4 separate regions of the Homo sapiens genome follow, and regions 2, 3 and 4 are each linked to region 1. A link is a contact called in ENCODE Hi-C or POLR2A ChIA-PET data. All regions are on one chromosome and are shown on one strand. The core of a region is the stretch at or near the end of the contact, and the rest is flanking DNA. Distances in the headings are between cores, read along the strand shown. Region 1 holds the start of EIF1B-AS1 (EIF1B antisense RNA 1). Region 2 holds the start of ZBTB47-AS1 (ZBTB47 and NKTR antisense RNA 1). Region 3 holds the start of DLEC1 (DLEC1 cilia and flagella associated protein). Region 4 holds the start of ACAA1 (acetyl-CoA acyltransferase 1).

Region 1 (3,194 bases), core at 512-3,011:
CATAAATATACAACAAAATTTAGTCAACTACTATGAGGTTTTATTTCACCGTATGAACAGAATTAGCCATTTCAGTAAGCTAGATCATATTTAGAGAAACAGATTTTGTCTCCTATAATCCACAATCCTTCCAAATTAATTTGTAAACCAGGAAATGATTTTATGTGTAACATCAAGAACTAAATATTTCACATTTAAATTTATTTAAAAGCAACGCGAATCTTCTTTTAAAATGAGAGACCACACTGGGAGAATAACTAAATATTTACATGTTAATTACAAAAATGAGAACAACTTTCTTGGTCTAGTTATTTTCATCCACGCCGATATAAAGGTGTGAATCATAATCCAGTTCAGAGGTGTGCATCAGTAACTCTAATCCTTTCTTCCTAATCCCTTTACCTTTTTGAAAGCTTTCACAAGTTTCTTTTTGTCATAATCATCTGCAATGCCCTGAACAGTAGTCAGTGTCTTTCTGCCGTTCCGTTGCTGGATTCTTATATGAATGTAATCCTCAGTCCCTGCCGGGAGTAAGTCGTCACCCTTAGTTGCATCAGCAAAGGGGTCTGCGAATGGATAAAAAAAAAAAAAAAATCCAAAGTAGAAAAATATTTTTTAAGAAGTACTTTCCAGAAATACATTATACTACCAATCCAGACAGTCATCAATGAAGGTTCTAGTGCCTTTGCTGTTTTTGCCGGTAGGAATGGAGATGGGGGTGGAGTATTAATAAAACCCCCAAGATACTCTCACAAAAAGAGAAACATTTGAACAGCTATGTCCATTGTAGAAAAACGCTGTTATAGATAAATAATGTTATCGTTCAATATGGTCCTCTAATGAGAAAAAGATTTAGAAAACCTTAATATTGTAGCCGCTATAAAAATGTGCGTCATCTCGATTACATTCTGATGAAAACATAAACATTCGAATACGCCCACCTTAATCATTTAACCGTAACTGTGCCTTGCCAAAAAAAAAGTAGATTACATATATATCAAGAGGCGTAATTTAACAAATTGCTACGCAAGCAGAGAAGACTGAACCACTGGCCAGTGACAGATCAGAGGCTTGCATCCGCATCTTTCCCTAAGTGCCCCCAGGAGCTGCCAGAGAACGGGCGCCGATCCCTGGTTTCCCTGGCCCGGCATACCCTTTGCAAGTAGCAGGGCCGATCTAGGAGTCCACGAAATAGGATCGCCAAGGTTTCAAGGGGCAGAAGCGGAGGCGAGAGCCGGGTCAAGGACGGGGCAGGGGGTGGCGCAGGGCCCGCGGCCGGGGCTCCGAGAGGAGGGCTCGGAGTCCGGCGCTGTCCTCGGGGAAGGGGTCGCCAGGGGCCCCGTCGCCATTTTCTGGGCGCCGAGACAAAGCCCCACTAGGGGTGCGGGAAGGGCAGAAAGGGGGCCCCTAGGGGCGGTGGCCAGGCGGGCAAAAGGCCGAGATGCGCGCCGGGCAAGGGAGGGAGGCGGCGGCGACGGGATCTTACCGAAAGATTGGAGGTTCTGGATAGTGGACATGCGATACTAGTGTGAGGCCGGTGAGGGGATAAAATTCCTGCGGGGCCCGCCCGGATCACCTTGTCAGGAGGCTGTAGTGGCGAGAAAACGGAAATAAATAAGAAAACGCTTCGCCCTGGGGTTGGGATTAGGCTGGAGTGGCGGCGGCGGAAGCCGGGAGGAGGCAGGAAGAGGCGAAGGAGGAGGCGGAGGAAGAGGCGAGGGCGCGAGAGAAGAGGCGGCGCTGCGGCTTCTCGCACAAAATGGCCGATGGAGACTATTTAGCCGCGCCCGCGGCCCCTCCCACGTGACCGTCCCGCGCCGAGCATCCTGGGACTTGTAGTTTTCTGGAGGCAGCAGAGCCCGGAAAGCCTGAGGCCGGGGGCGGCCGAGACCGCAATTCCCGTCACGGAGTGCGTCCTCTAGCGCGGGGCGGAAGACCCGCGAAGTGTTCAAGCGGCCGCAGAGCGGCCCAGAGTTCGCAGGTCTGGGGCTCTCTTCCCAGAGAGCTCGTAGGGGAGGACAGTCAAGGGACTCAAGCGTCTCTCTTGACTCCCCTTCTCTCGCTGTGCAGTGGCGGCGCCGAGGGGTCGACGCTCAGGGCTAATCTCTATGAGTCACCCTCGAGGCCCCGGGTAATGTAAGTAAAATCGGGGTGCAGGAACAAAACAAGTCCCCTTGCTCCGGCTTTCAACTCATTGGCCCCCGCTCAGCAACTACCTGCATTGAAATTCCAACCCCAGTTGCAGGAGCGGTGTTAGTCTCAACCAATACTGGAGATGGGAGCCTCTCTTTCCAGGATTGGACGGACCTCCGATTCCCTAGCACGGTGGATCTCAGACTAAAGCGTGTGTCTCTGGAGGGCTTGAGAAAACACTGATAGACCCCAGAGTTTCTGTTTCAGGAAGTCTAGGGTGTGACCTGAAAATCTGCAATTCTCATAAGCTCCTTGGTGATGCTGATCCTGCCTGCTGGTCTGGGATCAGGCTTGAGAATCACTGCCCAGCTTAATCCTGGGCCTGGCATCGAGTGGGGGCCAGGTGTGTATGAACAGAAGATACCAGAAAATCAGCTTGTCAGCTCATTTTGTGTGCCTCAGAAGGCCCAACAGAGAATTCAGGAAAGATGCCAGGTATAAGCTGAAGGTGAGCTCAGCAAATAGGTTAATTGATGGAGTCATGTACCAGACCGTAATATCTTCCTATCAGGTCACGCACAGAAAAATAAACCCGAGACTTTGGGAATTGGCTCACTCAGGCAGGTGTGTTCAATTGTCAAACTTGGTTGGCTTTCTGGAAGCAAAGAGATAGACTAAAATTTAGGGATTCTTAACTTTTTTGTGTGTGCCATGGCAATCCTGTGAAGCTGCTGAATCCCTTCTCAGAATAATGAGAAGTTAAGTTTTAAGTTCACAAAGTACATAGGATTACAAAGGAAACCAATTATATTGAAATTTAAAAAATACATTAATAACGTGTATTTCTTTATTAATACACTAATAAGATCTAGCAAGATTAGGTCTAATACTATAATTTCAAAAAGCTGATAAATGTAAGAGATATTTTGTGATGTCCGTAACATCAGAAATTTAATATGAAAGTATGTGTAACTTCTGTTGGTGCGAAGTGACAGGTCCTTCTATCACTATGATGTTGCCTTTATTCATAATGGAAAGAAATGGTAAATTTTGCTTAGAGG
Region 2 (3,194 bases), core at 518-3,017, 2.3 Mb before region 1:
GGTTGCAACAGGGGCTCCTTAGGGCCTCCAGGGGCCAAAGACTGGCAGGAGAAGTGGCTTGGATAAGGGTTTGCTGAAGCCAGGCCTGTTGGGGGAAGTCCACCCCAGGCAACAGAGCCCCAGATCTCTCTGCTCTCCCTTTATGGAATGCCCTCCACTGCCCACCTGTGCCCACCTGCCACAGGGAAAGGGCAACCTTCCCATGTGCACTTTGGCCTCTAGGCCAAATGAGGCCTGACTTTGGCCCTCTGGCCTCTCAGCAGGAAAGGAGGGGAGTGCTTTCTCAAACACTCCATTGCTAAGGTAGTACTCTCAGCCAAGGCAGCACCATCCTTGGCCCTTGGGGGGCCCTAAACCTCATGACCTGATTGGACTCTCTTGACTGGGCACAGAGATGCTGCCCGAGTCCACAATTGGCAGCCCCTCAGCAGGGTTCAGCCACCCCCATGTCTGGCCCCTCCCACACAATGCCCACCAGCTGTGCTGGCCTCCACAGCCAGATGTGCTGGTTCCCGGAAGCAATGCGTGCCCCTCCCCATCCGGCTGTGCCAGCTGCAGTCCAGGTCACTCCAGCCTAGCTAAGATGCAGGACCAGGGAGGTGGTCAGGCACTCTGGTTGCCAGGGGGTTTCATGCCCTCAAACCCTTGCCCCAAGTCAGGCTGGGGATTGGCCAGGTGCCAGACATCTCTCCAGGCTGCTCACCCAAGTCAGAGCCTTCTACACCTGAGGGGTACCTTGCCTCACTGATGAGAAGCCTCATCTCTCTACCCTGCCTCAGAGCCTCCCTGGAAGGCCCCATGATGAAACCTGGGGAGTCCATCTGCGCCCCCCTCCCATGTCAATTCTTTCTATGCTGGGCAGCAGTGGGGGGGCCCAGACTGAGCAAGGGGGCACAGGCTCATGACCTCTAGGCTCCTCCTTTTGGTGAGGGAGTGTCCATGCCAGCCTCCTCTGTGCACTTACCTCCCCTCTTTCCCTTGGAAATAGACCCAGAGAGGGCGGGGGATCTGCCCAAGGTCACACAGGAGTTGGTACGGGAGCTCTGGGTGTCCTCCCACACCCCCTTGGCCCGGGTCATCCCGAATCCCCAGGCAGGGCGGCTCCAGCGCCCACGTGGCCCAAGGCCCAGGCGGGAATCCGACTCCCTCTTCCCCCCATTACCCAGCCCGAGGGCGGCGCCGTCCGGGCGCAGGGGAGCGCCCCCCTTCGCCGGTGCCTAGCAAGACCTCAGCCTCGCGCGCCGGCGCCCCCACCACAGGAATTTAACCCCCTCCCCACCGAGAGCAGCGCCACAGCGCCGCATTCCCGGCCCGCGGGACCCAGCAGATGGAGCCGGGAGACCGGGGGAGGGGGGAAGATCCCTCCAGCCCCTCCACCCGGGCCCGCGGGCCGTGTGCCTGGGAGGTCAGAGCTGGCAGGTGGGCGGATAAGCGGGGGGACAGGCAGGGCCCTGCGTACCATGGTGCCGTGGCGCTGGGGGCTCACAGGGCCCCGCGGGATCGCGCTGCCCCCGGCGGCCAGGCCAGGGCCGCTCCATGAAGCGCCGCGCTGGGGGCCGCCCCCGCGCAGGGCCCCGCGACCATGGCCCCCGGGGGCGCGGCCAGGCAGGCGGAGGCGCAGGGCCGCGGCGAGTCCAGCGCCAAGCAGCTGCGGCCCCAGAGCCTCGGGCGCGGCGGGCGGGGGGCGCGGGGCGCCGATTGGAGCCCGCGCGTCAGCTGGGGCCGCCGTCTGGACGCTTAAAGGGCCAGGCCGCCTGCGTGCCGGCGGGGGGCGCGGACACGCGTGGTGTGCGCGGTCCCCGTGCAGCCCGCCCTGCCGCAGGCTGCCCTCCACCCCCAGCCCCAGCTCCAGCCCCCAGCCCGTCCCCACTGCTCATATCCGAGCAGATAGACCCCGGCCCCACCCTCCCGTGCTGAGCCTCCTTTCTGCCGGGAAGTTCGTCCGGGAGTCAAACATCGCTGCCCTCCGGTTGCGCCACGGAGGGGGAGCCAGGATAGGAAGCTGCCGTGAAATCAGGAAGCTGAGCGCGCCGGGCCCCGGATCCGAACAGAAAAGGCTTCCACCCGCTCCCCTGAGGGATCCCACGCTGAGGGACTGAACCCCGCACCCCAGCCGCGCTCACCACCCCCACCCTCTCGCCTGGGCTGCTCTGACCTGGGGGTGAGTCTGGGGTCCCCAACTGGTCCAGTCCCCCATCCCTATCCCAGGGCGGCGCAGGGCTCATTTTGCTCTGTGCCTCCAGGACTTGGCTCCAGTGGACCCATACCTACCTGGCGGCCTCATGCTGCATAGGGCCACCCAGGGCAGGAGATTTAAATCCCAGGACTACAACCGCAGCGATCAAATCATCTAAGGTGACTGGCCCAGGGCCAGGAGACAGAGGGACCAGAGGAGTAGGGACCAGAGGCCCAGGCCCCACTGTGCCCCTCTAGCCGTGTGACCTGACCACTGCTGAGTGGCCCCCTTGCTCAGCCTCTGCTGGGGAGATGCAGCCAGGCTTGCGGAATGCTGCTCTGGCATGGACACCCGTGGGGGCAGGGGGCTGGCTCTGTTGGCAGGAGGCTGTAAAGGAAGGCTGCCAGGCTGAGCAGGCAGCAGGGTGGGGACCACGGGGCACTAGACCTGGCAAGGTCTGGATGGTGACTGGGCCACCATTGTAGAGGAGAGGCCTCTGTGGACATCCCCTCCTCCTACCCCAAGCTCACTACTGCCCATCCTGGGTCACTCTCATGTTGCCCCCATCCTGATATTCCACACCCCTCCCCACATATGTGCGCTTGTGTTTACATACAAGTCCATGTCCAGCTGCAGCAGTATCTCCTGGGTATGTTGTCCTACTCACGAGTGGGCAGGAACTCTGGCGCTGGCTCAGGGTGACTTGGTTCTAGGTGCCAGAGGAGAAATGGAGGAGAGACCAGGGTATTAGGCAGGTGCTGTGAAACAGCCTGATGGTCTGTCCTGTAAGATTGCAAGGGCCTCCTCCCCCACCCCCACTCTCTGCCAGAATACGTAGGGCCTCAGGATAAGGCTATCCCAGAGCTAGGGAGAAAATGTCTCAGGGGCCAAACCTGGGGCATCTGGAAGCCCCTGGCAGCTGCTGCAGACATCCTGTACCTGCATGGGTGCACAGACAGCTGGCCCAGCTCCCAGAGGCCCCAGGTTAAGGCCAGGCCAGAGCAGCTTACATGCTTCT
Region 3 (3,194 bases), core at 449-2,948, 2.3 Mb after region 1:
ATCACATCACTGCACTCCAGCCTGGGCAACAGAGCCAGACTCTGTCAAAAAAAAAAATTTGTAATATGTATTACTTTTTTTCTTCAAAAAAAGGGATCACTATTTGCCAATTCAGACTCTGGTATAGTGGCTACTTATGGGACAGATACTGAGAAGATAGAATCCAGTGAACTGGGTGACTGGTCATGGGGTTTATAGGTTTATAATGCTCCATATATTCTGGCTCATGTGAATGACAGGGATGTGAGTCTGAAGTTCAAGGGCAAGGTCTGGCTGGGTAGGCTGAAGTCTTAGCAGAGTGAATGTGGTGACCCACGAATCACAGAGTACAGGATCCCAGCCAGGGGCTCTGGCTGCACTTTAAGAAGCCTATAACCCGTGGAGGCGGCGAGACTGGTCCTGTAAGTATCTCACATACTGTATAGGTATTCATTTTGTTAATGTCTATCTACCTCAGTTAGGTTGAAAGCTACAGAGGACAGGTTGCGTGTGTGAGTGTGGGTGTGCCCGAACACTGGCGTTTTTATTCACTGCTGAATCCCCACTGCCTAGAACAGAGTATGACACCCAGCAGACATTCAACAAATGTGTTAAGTGAAGGAATGACTGAAGCTAACGACGTGGGATGCATGTCACTTAAGGGGCAGGTAGAGGACAGAACAGAAAGGAGAAGAAGAAGATCTGAGAGGCAGGAAGCACACCGGGGTAAAGGATCGGGTATGGGAGGAGTGCCCACAAGTTTAAGGGAGTCTTCAGTAGTGTGGCCAGCAGAGGCCGACTCAGCACAGAGGCCGCGAGTCAGCTGGTTTTCTCCTTGTACAGATGAGGAAGCAGAGTTGCTGTTCTAGAGGCTAGACACGCTTCCTAAAATCTGCGCATGAATGGCCCAGTCAAGATTGTGGTTTGTGATACAAAGGCACCCCAAAGCCGGGTGACTTTTGGCTTTATCCTCTCCATGGAACAACTATTCAGCGGTCTGCCGCAGTCGTTCATTGATATATGCAATATATAACGTATGTGTCTAGAGAAATATAGACAGGTGCTACAGATATATGCCGCACGTTGTGTGGTATGTGTGGTATTTGCGCATGTGTGTGTATGGATAGAGCGTCCTTCCACTAGAATGTCGGGCCCACTTCGGCATGATGGGCTGTTTCTCAACTGCAGCCCCAGATCCTGGAACAGCGCCTGGCACCTGGCAGGTGCTGACGCGTGCCGAGCGCTGAGACCCCGGCACCGTCCGCAGACGCGACGCCACCGCCACGTTACCTGCTGCAGCTGGTCCACGAACTCCTCGTGGCGCTCATTCTCGCTGCCGCGGGCCTTGATCAAGCTTGCGCTCACTTCGTCGCCGATGACCTCGGCTGAGTACAAGTTGCGGAAGACGCCGGTGAGCAAGTGCGAGATATCTTGGGTGCGCAGCGAGGAGGGGCGCAGACGAAGCAGCTGAGGCTCGGGACGCTGCGCCAGCGCAAGCTGCGTGAGGCGGCGGGGCCGGGCTGCGAAGCTGTAGTGGAAGGCCTCAGAGTAGGCGAGGGAGGAATACAAGGAGGACTTCCAGGTGGGCTGGCTGGGGCTGCTGGACCCGGCTGGTGGCGAAGTTGGCGCCCACATTGTCCCCTGGCACTCGTTGGTCCGGGACGCTAAAGACCTCCGCGTTTTGGAGCTCCTGGTCTCCATGGCAACCGAGACGCCGCTAACTCCCTGCGGCACTTCGGCTTCCGGCCTCACCCCTTCCGCCTTGCCTTTCTCTCGGATCCCGTCATCGCTGTGGTCATTGTAAACATTTGTGTCTTCAGCATTGTCCTTTTAAAAGTGAGCTTACTAAGTGTGAGGACCCATGAAGAAAGGTTTAATTGACACAGCCAGGCCTATCTGCAAAACCTTGTACCTAACTACCTACCTTCATCCATTCTTTAATTTGTTAAGCAACTGTTCATTCACTCATCATATTTATTGTGTAAAGATTGTGTTTCAGGTCTGTGCTGATTGCTGAAGATACCAAAGAAGTATGATGCTGCTTCTGCCTTCAGGAAGTGCACAGTCGTGTATGTGTGTGTTTGTGATGATGGCGGTGGGTGTGGAGGTAAAAGTAAAACAACTGTACTTTAGTGGGTTAAGGCCAAGGTGGAGATAAATATTGGTTGTCATGGAACTACAAAGGAGGACAGGAACTTAGTCTGTAGAAGGAGCGATTACTTCTTGGAACAAATGAAAACCAAGCAGAGATTTCAAAGAAGGAGTAGACTGAACATCATTAGTCATCAAAGAAGTGGAAATTAAAACCACAATGCAGTACTACAGTTAGTAGAATGACAAAAAACAAAAAAGTACCTAAATAAGAGCGTGTGTGTGGTGGCTCACACCTGTAATCCCAACACTTTGGGAGGCTGAGGCACGAGGATCACTTGAAGCCAGGAGTTTGAGACCAGCCTGGGCAACATAGGGAGACCCCATCTTTACAAAATATTTAAAAATGTGGGAAGGACGGAATGAAATTCAGGAGGAGTGGAACTTAAAGAGTGTGAGGGTGGAGGAATGACACTGATAGGTTAGGGCCAGATCATAAGTGGGTTGGTAGGCCACAATAGGGAATTTGGACTTTATTTTGAGGGCAGTAGGAGGTTCATCAAGGGTCTTAAGCTGGGGCATGTCATGGTCAGCTCTGTTTTACTAAGATCATTCTGATTGCTATGAGAATAGACAGGAGAGGCAAGAGGCATCAGGAAGTTCAGTTAGGAAACTAGCACAGAAGTTAGGAAAGAGATGAAGGGAGATTGGATGAGAGAGAGGGAACTGGATTGGAGATAGATCCAAAAAGTAGAATTGATAAGACTTGCTGGTGGATAATGGGAGGTAAGAAACAGGCACCAAGAATGACTCCCAGGTATCCTGTGTGTGCAATCAGGGGGGTGATGACAGCATCACTGAGATGGAAAAGAGGACTGCATTTGTCCAGGGCAGCAGCATAACATCACATTGACTGTTGTCATTTGCACACCATGGCTTTTGCTCACAGGTGATACAACCAACCACTTTCTACTCCACACTGAGTTTGCTTGCCTTACATCCTGAAACCCACTTCCAGAGATGAGTGCTAGCATGCTTGCCCACACACCTGGGCTACTTCCACTTCTACTTCTCTTGGTTGGGCCTGGCTCTCTCTTTTGTCCTTTCCAGGACCTTTTCTGTCC
Region 4 (3,194 bases), core at 505-3,004, 2.2 Mb after region 1:
CTCCAAGTACTCAAAGTCCATCTCCTCCGCCAGCGCGGTCCAGTCGGCCGCCACCTGTGTCCGCACGTTCAAGAACAGAGACAGGCGGCGCCGCACTCGCATGTTGAGAGCAGCCAGGGGAAGGGAGGATGTGGAGGAGACCGGGGCCGCAGACCCCGCGCCGGGACCTCCTGCAGCCATGGCGGGCGGTCCTGGAGCCTCAGCGCGGTCGGGTCGCATTGTCTGCCAGCGCTTCCTCTTTCTCCTGCGGCACCCGCCCCGCCCCGCCGGCTTTCGCTTTCCGAGAAGCGCCGCCCTGCCCTACAATCTGGAGCCCCGAGCAAAAGTGCGGAGGCGGGGGTGCCCACCTCTACCCTTGAGGTCTCGAGGCGGGTGATGTGGGGGGCGTAAGAAGTAGGAATCTGCCTTTTGAGATCTGGAGAGGTCCACGGCACCGCCCTCGAGGGTCTGGTGATGGTGCTAGTAGGTTGGCGGCGGAGTGAGGACGACCCTCCTTCGGGGGTTGTAGGAAACGGGCCTTGCTTTTTGGGATCTGGTGGAGCCACAGTTCTTCCACGGAGGAATCTGAGGGGTTCATACGGTCCTGCCCTCGAGGATGGCGAGGAGGGGACAAGTGGGAAGGCACCAGCTCTGCCCTCCACTGTCTCTGGGGAACACGCAATCCTGCCAGTAGGGGTATGGGAAGACCCCTGCTGTGCTCCCCGAGGTGGGAGTGGGAAACGGACAGCTGCCTTCTGGAGCCTGAGGCATGCCGTGGCCCTGCCCTCGAAATGGTTGGGGACGTCATGACACTAGGTTGGGGAGCACAAGGCACCCTGTCCTTTGGTGTCTGTGGAAAGCCCAGCACTACTCTCCAGGGTCTCAGGTGAAGACATGGCCCTGCTATTGGGAGTCAAGGGGGCACGTGGCCTTGCCCTTTAGGTTTAGGGACACAGTCCTGACCTGGGGAGCCCTGGTTCATTCATTTACTCATTCGACAAGTACTTATTGATCATCTACTAAGTGTCAAGGGTGTCGCAGGCTCCCCGGATACATGGTACCTCTCTGCCTTGGTGGAGACCCCAGCCTAGCACGGGAAATGGGCACTAATAAAATCATTCCAATTGGGTGTAAAACTGGTAAAAGTGTGAAATGTTCATTCTCCAGTTAGAGAGCTTGTCACACCCCGCATGTCTGTAAAATCTGTTCTCCCGGCCAGCCCGGAAGCCCAAATTCCCTGTCTTCTCGAAAGAATGGGAAAGCCCAACCACGTCGGAGCAGGACTCGGGCGTCTCGGAAGTATTTAGGTCCCCCAGCTCGGGTACTGGGACCGGAGGGATAGCAGAGCCTCCTAGGAAGTGGGTAGAGGAATTAGAGCCTCGGCTTCCATCTCCAGCCCCCAAGCAGTAAGCGGTCCTGGCTGCCCAGCCTTCCGTTTGGCTGCGGGCAGGAGACAGGGATTTGGGGGTCAGGTCTCGGGTTTGGCTACAAAAGGTGGAAAGACTTCCGGTCTGCATTTCTGGGCGGGGATTCGTAAAGATACACCTTCTGGTTGGCTGCGGTAGGCCAAGGTAGGCGGGGCATTGAGTGGAAAGCTCGGCTGGGCGGTGCCTGTGGGCCCTCCTATAGAGGGCTTGGTAGGCGGTGGCGGGGAGGGGCGGGTTCCCAGGCCGACTCTCCTTGTGGTTGGCTGAGGCTGGAGGTGGACGGGACTTTTGGAGGGTCGCTCGCGTCTGTTCGCAGAGCTGTGGGCGGAGTTGAGGCCTTGGAGGCTGAGATGTGGTTCTGCGCGTGTGCGGACGGCTGTCTGTTAACTCCGCGGTCAGTTCCCGGACTGGTGGCTGGTCTGCAGGGTTGACCTGCGCAATGCAGAGGCTGCAGGTAGTGCTGGGCCACCTGAGGGGTCCGGCCGATTCCGGCTGGATGCCGCAGGCCGCGCCTTGCCTGAGCGGTGCCCCGCAGGCCTCGGCCGCGGACGTGGTGGTGGTGCACGGGCGGCGCACGGCCATCTGCCGGGCGGGCCGCGGCGGCTTCAAGGTGAGGCCCGAGGGTCTGGGCGCCGAGTGTGGGAAGACGCCGGCGCGGGCTGGGGTCCGGTTCGTATGTTTGGTTATCCTGGACGCCGGAGGCAGCTCCGCACCCAGCTGTGGTCGCTTTGTCTCCCTGGGGTGGGCATGGGGGAGTGGGGGTCACTGCGGCTGCTCTTTCTGCTGCAGGACACCACCCCCGACGAGCTTCTCTCGGCAGTCATGACCGCGGTTCTCAAGGACGTGAATCTGAGGCCGGAACAGCTGGGGGACATCTGTGTCGGTGAGCGAACCACTCAGGCCCTGCGCTGGGCCTTCCCCGTTCTTCCGTTCGTCCAGAGCTCTCCTCACCTCCCCGCCCCGAATTTTCACTGGGGGAACCTCCATGGCCTTGACCTTTGAAGGGGTCCTGCCCCTTCACACCTGTGGGTATTTCTCGTCAGATGGGAGGAGAGACTGAGAAAAGAAATAAGACGCAGAGACAAAGTGTAGAGTGGGCCCAGGTGACCGGCATCGGTCTCCGAGTTCCCTCAGTATTTATTGATTACTATTTTCACTATCTCGGCAAGGGGAGTGCGGCAGTGTGGGGGAAAGGAAGAGAGATCAGACTGTTACTGTGTCTGTGTAGAAAAGGAAGACAGAAGAAACTCCATTTTGATCTGTACTAAGAAAAATTTTTCTGCCTTGAGATGCTGTTAATCTGTAGCCTTAGCCCCAACCCTGTGCTCACAGAAACATGTGCTGTATTGAATCAAGGTTTGAGGGATTTAGGGCTGTGCAGGATGTGGCTTGTTAACCATTTGTTTGCAGGCAGTATGCTTGGTAAAAGTCATCGCCATTCTCCATTCTCGATTAACCAGGTACACAGTGCACTGCGAAAGGCCGCAGGGACCTCTGCCCAAGAAAGCCTGGGTATTGTCCAGGTTTCCCCCCACTGAGATTGTCTGAGATATGGCCTAGTGGGAAGGGAAAGACCTTACAGTCCCCCAGCCCGACACCCGTAAAGGGTCTGTGCTGAGGAGTATTAGTAAAAGAGGAAGGCCTCTTTGCAGACACCCGTAAAGGGTCGGTGCTGAGGAGTATTAGTAAAAGAGGAAGGCCTCTTTGCAGTTGAGATAAGAGGAAAGCATCTGTCTCCTGCTTGTCCCTGGGAATGGAATGTCTTGGGTGTAAAACCCAACCATACAT

What was found. A loop is a pair of places that touch in the nucleus more often than their neighbours do. ChIA-PET counts read pairs that join two places held with the same protein, here RNA polymerase II (POLR2A). Pooled maps may share reads with other maps.
Region 2: a pooled map shows a loop between it and region 1 (13-fold over the local background). The contact joins the promoter of ZBTB47-AS1 here to the promoter of EIF1B-AS1 in region 1. A Hi-C loop is called at or near these places in 6 of 50 pooled maps.
Region 3: a loop to region 1 is called in a pooled map, with 5 times the contacts of the local background. The contact joins the promoter of DLEC1 here to the promoter of EIF1B-AS1 in region 1. A Hi-C loop is called at or near these places in 2 of 168 maps with a recorded cell type or tissue (CD4-positive, alpha-beta memory T cell and CD8-positive, alpha-beta T cell) and 10 of 50 pooled maps. POLR2A ChIA-PET finds 5 or more read pairs at or near these places in 2 of 52 experiments (BJ and PC-9).
Region 4: a loop to region 1 is called in a map of B cell, with 26 times the contacts of the local background. The contact joins the promoter of ACAA1 here to the promoter of EIF1B-AS1 in region 1. A Hi-C loop is called at or near these places in 2 of 168 maps with a recorded cell type or tissue (B cell and CD4-positive, alpha-beta memory T cell), 1 of 37 single-sample maps with no recorded cell type and 6 of 50 pooled maps.

What each region holds. Positions count from the first base shown.
Region 1 is chr3:40,308,265-40,311,458 of GRCh38, reverse strand. It overlaps EIF1B-AS1 (EIF1B antisense RNA 1), which reads left to right and starts at 1,761. Exons shown (of 3, transcript NR_033965.1): 1 at 1,761-2,136. It overlaps EIF1B (eukaryotic translation initiation factor 1B), which reads right to left and starts at 1,752. Exons shown (of 4, transcript NM_005875.3): 1 at 1,487-1,752; 2 at 403-566. The coding sequence starts at 1,517. LOC124906228 (a long non-coding RNA gene) reads left to right here and starts at 2,648. Exons shown (of 2, transcript XR_007095876.1): 1 at 2,648-3,194. RefSeq lists a silencer at 1,342-1,391 and an enhancer at 1,662-2,021.
Region 2 is chr3:42,652,961-42,656,154 of GRCh38, reverse strand. ZBTB47-AS1 (ZBTB47 and NKTR antisense RNA 1) reads left to right here and starts at 1,767. Exons shown (of 3, transcript NR_125400.1): 1 at 1,767-2,161. ZBTB47 (zinc finger and BTB domain containing 47) reads right to left here and starts at 2,458. Exons shown (of 6, transcript NM_145166.4): 1 at 2,272-2,458. RefSeq lists silencers at 1,358-1,437, 1,478-1,837 and an enhancer at 1,843-2,484.
Region 3 is chr3:38,037,712-38,040,905 of GRCh38, reverse strand. It overlaps DLEC1 (DLEC1 cilia and flagella associated protein), which reads right to left and starts at 1,698. Exons shown (of 37, transcript NM_007335.4): 1 at 1,270-1,698. The coding sequence starts at 1,680. RefSeq lists enhancers at 904-1,133, 1,424-1,633.
Region 4 is chr3:38,135,687-38,138,880 of GRCh38, reverse strand. It overlaps ACAA1 (acetyl-CoA acyltransferase 1), which reads left to right and starts at 1,754. Exons shown (of 12, transcript NM_001607.4): 1 at 1,754-2,016; 2 at 2,196-2,289. The coding sequence starts at 1,846. MYD88 (MYD88 innate immune signal transduction adaptor) reads right to left here and starts at 220. Exons shown (of 5, transcript NM_002468.5): 1 at 1-220. The coding sequence starts at 180. RefSeq lists enhancers at 127-536, 1-639.